Regions from separate parts of the Homo sapiens genome. Here region 2 is linked to region 1. A link is an interaction called in ENCODE POLR2A ChIA-PET data of the cell type or tissue named here. Cell type or tissue: GM12878. All regions are shown on one strand. Each heading gives the region's core, and the rest is flanking DNA. Links, peaks and the distances in the headings are about the cores only.

What was found. ChIA-PET counts read pairs that join two places held together with the same protein. Peaks named below come from ENCODE experiments on the same cell type or tissue, not always from the same donor. Only the 100,000 strongest peaks of a DNase experiment are listed, where the experiment ranks them.
Region 2: POLR2A ChIA-PET joins it to region 1 with 7 read pairs; 5 of 35 experiments call an interaction of 5 or more read pairs at or near these places.

The regions. Positions count from the first base shown.
Region 1 is chr2:42,938,359-42,942,749 of GRCh38, forward strand. LOC112268413 (a long non-coding RNA gene) reads left to right here and starts at 2,675. Exons shown (of 3, transcript XR_002959381.2): 1 at 2,675-2,712. In GM12878, for the core only: no CTCF peak of the experiment used is centred there; no DNase peak of the experiment used is centred there.
Region 2 is chr2:42,876,524-42,880,914 of GRCh38, forward strand. No RefSeq gene overlaps it. Among named protein-coding and RNA genes, the nearest start is that of TRI-TAT2-1, 68 kb to the left of the region's middle. In GM12878, for the core only: no CTCF peak of the experiment used is centred there; a DNase peak (open chromatin) is centred at 2,308.

The DNA of each region.
Region 1 (4,391 bases), core at 157-4,156:
GGGTGGATCAACTGAGGTCAGGAGTTTGAGACCAGCCTGGCCAATGTGGTGAAACCTTGTGTCTCCTAAAAATACAAAAAATTGGCCGGGTGTGGTGGTGGGTGTCTGTAATCCCAGCTACTTGGGAGGCTGAGGCAGGAGAATCGCTTGAACCTGGGAGGCGGAGGTTGCAGTGAGCCGAGATTATGCCACTGCAGTCCAGCCTGCAGTGCTGCAGGCGAAAGAGCGAGACTCTGTCTCAAAAAAAAAAGAAAAACCGAAAAACCCCCCCAAAAAACCCTTGAGGGCTCCCCGTTGCCTCCAAAGTAAGGCCCAAACTTGTTATACAGATTCACAGTCCCCTCCTTGAATCAGCTCCCAAACTTGCTCTCCAGCATGGTGGCCCCCTCTTGCTCCTGTGAACCTGTGTTGCAGCTGTTCCAGATTCCATGTCATCCCCAGCCCCACAAAGTCAGCCTTGTGCTTACTGACTCCATGGTGTGGCTTTCTCATGCCTCCTGCTTGGTATGGACAGTCCTGTCTCTGCCCATCACATTCCTACCCTTCGTTCAAGACCCAGACACCAAATGCTCAAACCCACATGGTGATTAAGAGCATGGAATCTACAACCAGATTGACCAGGTACAAGACCCAGTTCTATTTCCTCTAGAGTTTGACCTTTTGAGAAAGTTTTGTAACCCTTCTTTGCCTAGCTTTACTCATCTGTAAAAGGAAGACAATAGTAGTAGCAACTGCTTCATTGGATATTGTGAAGATTAAGTGAGGCTACGTGTAAAGCACTTGAGACAGCGTCCAGCTTGTGGTCTGCACTGTATGTCAGCTGTAATACCCCAGATTATGAAGCCTCTGCTGATCCTTCTGAAGGCTACTCTGGGCCACATCAATCTCTCTCTTTCCTCCATACCTCAAGAATTTTCCTTGACACCAGTAGCAATCTGTACCATATCTGCCTGGTTGTGAAGTTAGGATTCTTTGATGGCAATTGGACAATTGTTCAAAACCCACTGGATCAAACGAAGGGATTTTTTTTTTTTCTTTTAGAGACAGGGTCTATCTTGCCTAGGCTGGTCTCAAGCGATCCTCCCACCTTGGCCTCTCAAAATGCTGGGATTAGTGGCATGAGCCACCACGCCCAGCCCAAACAAGGGGATTCTTATCACAAGCGTGTGAATGGGCCTTGCAGCGTCCCAGGGCAGGAATGCACAGCACCTCAGGAAACCCTGGCACTGGCGTCTGGAAATACTGCTTGGGTAGGGTTCTCTCTCTGAACATTCATTTAATTATTCTCTCTGTAGACTGTGGCCTTGCAGACTTGGCTGGAATCCACTGTTTATGGTACTCAAGGGTACACGCCACAGTCTGACATGGAAAGATGGAATCTCCTCCTTCATCCCAGTTCAGCCCTGACCAGCCTCTCTAGGGGCAGGGGCAAAGGGAAGGGTCATGTTATACAGAATTATTGCTGAGGGTGTCTCACTTTGGGTGAAAGGGTGCATTTAGAGGGGTCCATGCCAGAGACTACAAATTGGTCCCCAGGATTTATTTCCCCATCTTTCTCAGTTATAGAACTCCCGGGTTTTTGCTGTCCTAAATAAAGACTGCATTTCCCAGCCTTCCTGGCAGTTGGAAGGGGCACGTGATTAGGTTCTGGCCAAAGCGACATTAAAGGGAGGAGAATGCCTTTCTTTGCTTCCTCTGGCTAGATGGACTCTGGAGCCAGGCTGGCGGAGTTCAAATCCTAGTCCTGCCACCTATGAGTTGTGTGACTTTGGACAAGTACCTAACCCTTTTGTGCCAGTTTCCTTTGCAGTAAAATGGGAATAAAAAGAAAATCTACGTAACAGTAGATATTCTGTGAGGATTACGTGAATTCATATTTGAAGAGTGAGTAGAAGGGTTCCTGGCACAAGCTCTACAAGTGTGGCTGGAATGAATATGATGATGAGGATGAAGATGAGGATGGCGGGGCTGGAGCTCAAGTGCCATACTGTGTCCTGGAGCAGAAGCCACGTGTTGAGGACAGTCTGGACCCTTAACGAGGGTTGAGCCACGACACCAGCCTGTGACTGTTTACCTCTTGAGTTTGTTTACAGGAGAAGAAAATAAACTCTCACCTTGTTTAACACACCATCCTGTTGGCTTTTCAGTTTGCTTGTAGCCCGATCTAATCCTAACTGATACAGGAACATTGTAGGTTCAACTCACATCCCTGTCCCCTGCACCATGTTGTCGCTCTTTAAGATAATGTCTCACTGTTCCTACTTGGGTTGTACATTCCTTGAGGACGGAAAAGCTTCCCACTCACAGTAGGTGCCCAGAAAGTAAGTATCGAATTAATGGAAGAACAATGTGAAAATCATTCTGGTTAGGTAGACAAGGAATTCTTTGGCTAGTTGCAGAAAATCAGTGATAGTAATAACAAAATTTATCAAGCATAATGGCTGGCGTGCTTTTTTTTTTTTTTTTTCCAAGTCAGAGTCTTGCTCTGTTGCCCAAGCTGGAGGGCAGTGATGTGATCACATCTCACTGCACCCTTGACCTCCTGCCTCAAATGATCCCTCCATCTCAGCCTCCTGTGCACCAGCACACCCAGCTAATTTTTAAATTTTTTTTTTGTAGGGATGAGGTCTTACTATATTGCCCAGTCTGGTCTTGAACTTCTGGACTCAATTGATCCTCCTGCCTCAGCCTTCCAAAGTGTTGGGATGACAGGTATGAGCCACTATGCCCAGTCCCTGGCATTCCAAGTACTTCAAGTGTATTTTATAGTTCAGCTCTCATGACAATCCTATGAAATAAATACAGTTGGCCCTCTACACCTGTGGGCTCTGCATCGATGGATTCAACCAACCATGGATTGATAATACCCTATTTGAGAAAAAAAAAAGATAGTCCCATCTGTGATGAACATGAACAGACTTTTTTTTCCTTGTCATCCCCTAAACAATACAGTATAACAGCTATGTATATAGCATTTACATTGCAGGAAGTATAAGTGATCTAGAGATGATTTAAAATATAGGGAGGATGTGTGTAGGTTATATGCAAATACTACACCATTTTATATCAGGGACTTGAGTACCGTCACATTTTGGTATCCTTGGGGGAGTGAGGGTCCTAGAACCAATCCCCCACGGACACCAAAGAATGACTGTACTCTCATCAGTTCCATTTTACAAATAAGGGAACTGGGCTTCAGAGAGATGGAGGTCAAGGTCATAGATGCAGCCAGTGGAGCCTGGCTTCAGAGCCCAGCACCTTCACAATTTTGCTGTGAAACCTTCTCAAGGGCTTTTCTCTGATGGGAGCTTTGGAAAGGAGAGGCTGTACAAGTCAACAAGAACACAGCGCGTCAGAGTGACCTTGCTTCTCTCTTGATTTTGGAGATTTGTTTGGAGGGCTGAACTTCAGGGAAACAAAGTGAAATGTCAGGGTTTTCCTGAGGTCAATGGGGGTAAAGACCCAAATGGATTATGAAGCCTTCCCTGACCCCCTAGTCCACACTGACCTCCCCTGTCTTCTCTGTACTTGCATAGCCTGTCTGTTGACATGGCTAGCAGCTGGCCATACTGGCTAATCTCCGGCAAAAATTGTGACATTGGCAGAGTTTGTCTTCATTCCTCTCCTATCTGCCTGTTATTTGATTTTCAGCCTCTTATGTCCTGTTTGGGCCCTCACATGTTCTCTCAGCAAGGAAAGCTTCATTCTGAAAGATGAAAATAGAGAACACAAAACTTAATTCCCCAAAATGAATATTTAATGGTGGGATTTTAAGCAGCAGAGATTTGGGAGTTGAGGAACTTGCTGTCTCTCTAATCATCTCGTTCTTCCCCTTCCCCTCTCCCTCCCCTTCCTCTTCCTCCTCCTGGTGTCTTTTTATGATTATTATTTAACCACTTCACACTCCCCACTTCACACTCCCATCTATTAGTCTGGATGGCCCACTTCCAGTCCTACATGGTCCCACTCGCATGGGTCACCCTGGTCACCCTGGGCTCAGGACCCCCCTGGCACTTACACTCCAGGCTGCACAGCCCCCTGCCTCCACAACCCCCTGCCTCCATGTGCACACTGCCAGTCCCCGGAACACTGCTTATGTCTTTGGTTTTGTTAAACTGTTTGTTCTGAGAGGACAAAGACCACATCTAATGACCAGGGATGTGGTTGCAGGAATTTTTACTTCAAAAGGCATGTTGGTCTCCATGGCCTCTCAAAGCTCCTACACCCTGAGCCTTAAAGCTTCTCAGCTCTTCCCCTCGTTCTCCCCATTGTGCCTGCTTCTGGATTGGGTAGAAGAGAGGTGCTTAGGAAGGATGTATTGAGCTGCTGTCTAACTCTTTCTGTAAGCAAGGGCACAGGCCCCTGAGACAATGGTGGAAAAGCTCTCCTGT
Region 2 (4,391 bases), core at 317-4,316, 62 kb before region 1:
TTGTGTTTATGCAGCATTTATTAGCTTGCATGCTACTTAGGGACTTTCATAGTTCTCTGCTAGGCGAGGCCTTAGTATTTGGGCTCTCCAGCGTCTGGGAGGCACACCATATGGAGAGTTGTAAAGCCTCATTTCCAGGGTCAGCCTGACCGCACAAGGCCAGAGCCTCTCCAGAGCTGTGCTGTGCAATGCAGTGTGGCCACTTGCCACTTATGTCTCTTGAGCACTTGAAATGTGGCTAGTCCGAGTTGAGACATGTTGTTCATGTAGAGTACATACTGAACTTTGAAGGCTTAGTACAAAAAAAGAAATGTAAAGGATCTCATTAATTTTTGGAGGGGAGGGGGGCAGGGATAGAGTCTCACTCTGTCGTCCAGGCTGGAGTGCAGTGGTGTGATCTCGGCTCCCTGCAACCTCTGCCTCCTTGGGTTTAAGTGATTCTCCTGCCTCAGCCTCCCGAGTAGCTGAGACTACATGTGTGCACCACCATGCCTGGCTAATATTTTTGTATTTTTTTTTAGTAGAGACAGGGTTTGACCATGTTGGCCAGGCTGGTCTTGAACTCCTGACCTCAGGTGATCCACCCACCTTGGCCTCCCAGAGTGTTGGGATTACAGGCGAGAGCCACTGCACCCAGCTTTCATTAATTTTTCACATTCATTGCATGTTGAAATAATATTTCTTACATAATGAAGTAAAATCCATTACTAAAGTTAGTGTTACATGTTTCTTTTTCCTTTTTTAAATGCAGCTACTAGAAAATGTAAAATTATATATATGACTTGCATTTTTTTTTTCTTTTTTTGAGACAGGATCTGGCTCTGTCACCTAGGCCGGAGTGCAGTGGCATGATCACGGCTCACTGCAACCTCCACCTCCTGGGCTCAAGGGATCCTCCCACCTCAGCTTCCTGAGTAGCTGGGACTACAGGCATGCACCACAACACTCGGCTAATTTTTGTATTTTTTGTAGAGATGGGGTTTCGCCATGTTGCCCAGGCTGGTCTTGAACTCCTGACCTCAAGTGATCTGCCCACCTTGGCCTCCCAAAGAGCTGGGATTACAGGTGTAAGTCACGGCACCCGGCCTATGGCTGGCATCTTATTTCTGTTGGATAGCTCTGCTTAAAGCCTCTCTTTGTTGTATTTACATACACACACACACACACACACCATACAAACATATGCTCCTGAGCTACTGACAGGATCTTGGAAAGAAAACCAGGCACAGTGAGATCATGTGACTTAACCCCAAGTGTCACACTCTCTAGGAACATTCCTCAGAAGATCCCGTGGCCACCTAATACTACCAACCTAGAGGCTTTTATTTGGCCAATGGTAATCTGTCTGCCTTGCCTTTTAAAATTAAAAAAAAATTAATTTAACACCTGTTTATTGAACACCTATATTTGCAAGGGAGTATGACTTAGTGATTTCAGAGTGCAGGCTCCAGAGACCACATGACTTGGATTCTAGACCTGGCCCTACCAAATGAGCTATATGTCCTTGAACAAGTTTGCCTTCTTCATGCCTTGGTCTTCTCATCTGCAACGTGGGAATTATGACATCCAAAGGACAGAATCAGGATGGTGACCCAGGTTTCTACTTCATGGGCTTATTGTGAGGATTGAATGAGATGAGGCACAGAACACCCTTGGCCTGGAGTCATTCTGCTGTAGGCAGCCATGGGCCTGATCTGGCCCCTGGACTTTCACAGGGCTCAGCAGACTCTGAGGAAGGGAGGGAACCATGATCCCAGAGAGGCTCCAAGACAGATTGGAAAGACCATCCTAGGTAAAATGTAATGTCAAAAGTTAGGATTCGGAAAGGTTCCCAGTCACAATGTCAAGCTGGAAGGCCCAGGGTAGGAGGGTCTGGAGTGGGGCTAGGATTGATTCTGGGAAGCCAGAAAATGAGTGAGAAATAGACAGTTCTGCTCTTAGTCACCTGAACTCAGAGCATCCCCTCACTGGGGCCAAACCAATGGCCAAGGCTGAGGAAGTGGGCCCAATCACATTCCAAGTCCTACATTGGGCCTAAGTAGGCAGATCTGGAGTGTTGGACCCATTTCCTCTTTGCAGTCTTGTCCCTGTAAGGCAACTGCATTAGGGTAATGCGGGTTGATGAAACAAATGAATCCCAAAATTTCAGTGGCTGAACATAATAGAGGCTACTTGTCACTCACATAACAGTCCACTATGGGTGCTCCTGGTCGGTAGGAGGGCTTCCACGTGGTGAGTCAGGGATCCAAGCTCTTTGTACCAAATGACTCTACCCTCCCTTAGGCCTGAGTCCTCTGCATCTAGAGAGCAGACAGGAAAGAGTGGGTGGAGAAGACACAACCTCTTCTAACCACCTTGGCCTGAATGTAACATGTATCATTAACTTTATGTTCAATCTGTGACAACTAGTCTCATGGGCCCACCTAGATCCAAGAGTGGCTGGGAATTGCCGGCTCTACACGATAGAATAGAGAGACTCGTTTCTGGCGGGCATCTCTGCCAGCTCCCACTCTGTAGGGAGAGCCAACCTAGCAGCCTGGCCTCCCTCCCCACCAGTCCCCCTAACTTCCCTAAGGCATTTGCCAGTCACCATGCCCAGGCCAGGCTTCTGAAAGGAAATAGAGGGAAAAAATCATGAACACTTCTAAGGGAATAATGACACAACAAGCACACTCAAAGAGACAGCACACACACCATAGTCTCAGCACTTCAGGCATCCTTGAGTGGTTCCAAAGGCCTCCTTCTCAGAGCCCTCAAACCATACCCAGGCACTGGCCTTGAGAGATATTGAGCTCAGTGAGCCAAGCCAGGCCTGCAGTGCTGTTCTGAGGAGGATGCAGGCAGGTGGAGGCGGGACCAGCAAAGTCTTCCTAGAGCTCCCCTGTCCTGGCCACAGACAGCTTAGAGAGATCTCAGGGGGACCTCTTGGTCTGCTGAGCCACTTTCCCGGTGTGCCCTGGTTATTGCACTGGCAAAATCCCAAGTCCTTACTGGCCAGGACTGGATCAAAGGGGAGAGGTGTGTGTGGGGTCGAGGGCAGGTCTCACTTATTATCCAACACAGGCGCGGTGCTTTTAACCAGTGCTTCTTCCACACCTGCTGGCAGCTGGGGAGGGGCGCAAAGAAAAACCAGACCCACTGAACCTCAGGTTGCTCATGATTTTGTGGACAAGATGGCCAGACATCAAGGACTTCTGTCTGATGCAGAGAATGTGTCATGCCTCTCAAAGAGGGGAAGTGGTGAATGCCAGAGGGGCACTCATAAGTGAGTCCATCTTCATTTTGGGACAATCGGAGAAGGCTTCCTGGAGGCTGAGTTTTAAAGGATGGGAAGGGAAAGAATCTCCTCAGGATTCCCAGCAGTGTTTCCCTGTGCGTGGGACATTATGGTTGCAAAGCTGGTGAGGCAGGCAGGGCAGACAGGAAGGCAGGGCCAGTCACCTCCACTGGACGGGGGAAGAGACAGAGGCCAGAAAGGCGGAGCTCCCTGCCCAAGGTTGCACAGGAATGTTGCAAGTAGGAATGCAGACATCTGGCCTACCAGTTCTGGGCTCTTTGTATGAGCTTGATAAGCATGTTTCTCCCTCAAGGCTGGTCCGGGCAGGTCCCCAGGTGGGGCAGGACACTCTCATGCAGGGAGCAGGTCCTCCTGGGGGCTTCTCAAGGCTGGGTGCTCAGCCTCCCCCGAAGAACATGTGTTTCCTGTTTTCCTGCTCCCTCTGGCTCAGGAAAGAGAACGGGTTTTCCTGAGCGGAAGAGCCTCAAAGACCTGGCCCGGGCCCAGAGAGCTCTACCGGTCAGCCCGCTCAGGGCTCTTGTTCCTCAGGGCAATGGGCCCCTCACCCACCCACCCGGCCTTCCAAGGACACTCGTGGCCATTATCTCCCCTTGCTCTCCCCAGACTGTCTTGAACCCAGGACCTTGACTCCCAGCTTGGTATTCTTGGAATACGCTTTGCTGATCCTCGGCCAAACCTGGAGTTTGTGCCGGTTTGGAACTGAAAAGTCAGGGCTGTGGGACAAGGACTTTGGCCAACCCTACAGCTGCTGGAGATTGAGAGTCCTTATACCTCCCCATCCCTGTCCCCACATTGTTTCCTATTGTCCTGGGATGGAGGCAGGGTACGGACGGTCAGTGGCCGACATCATCCCAGCTTTCCAGCCGATATTCTGTGGGCTTGGCACAGTCTGAGCTCCATCCATAGCTGCTCTGAAGCACAGAGTCTTTCGATGTGAATGCAACATCTTTCCCCACTGTCTGGTCCAGGGTTTTCCCTGCAACTTGGATGGAAGAGAGATATTGCGTGAAAGTGGAGGGAGAGTGAGTGAGCAGCCCAGGTCTGCAGAGCCACGGAGCCCAGCACCAGTGTGAGCTAGAAAGAGGCTAGCGGT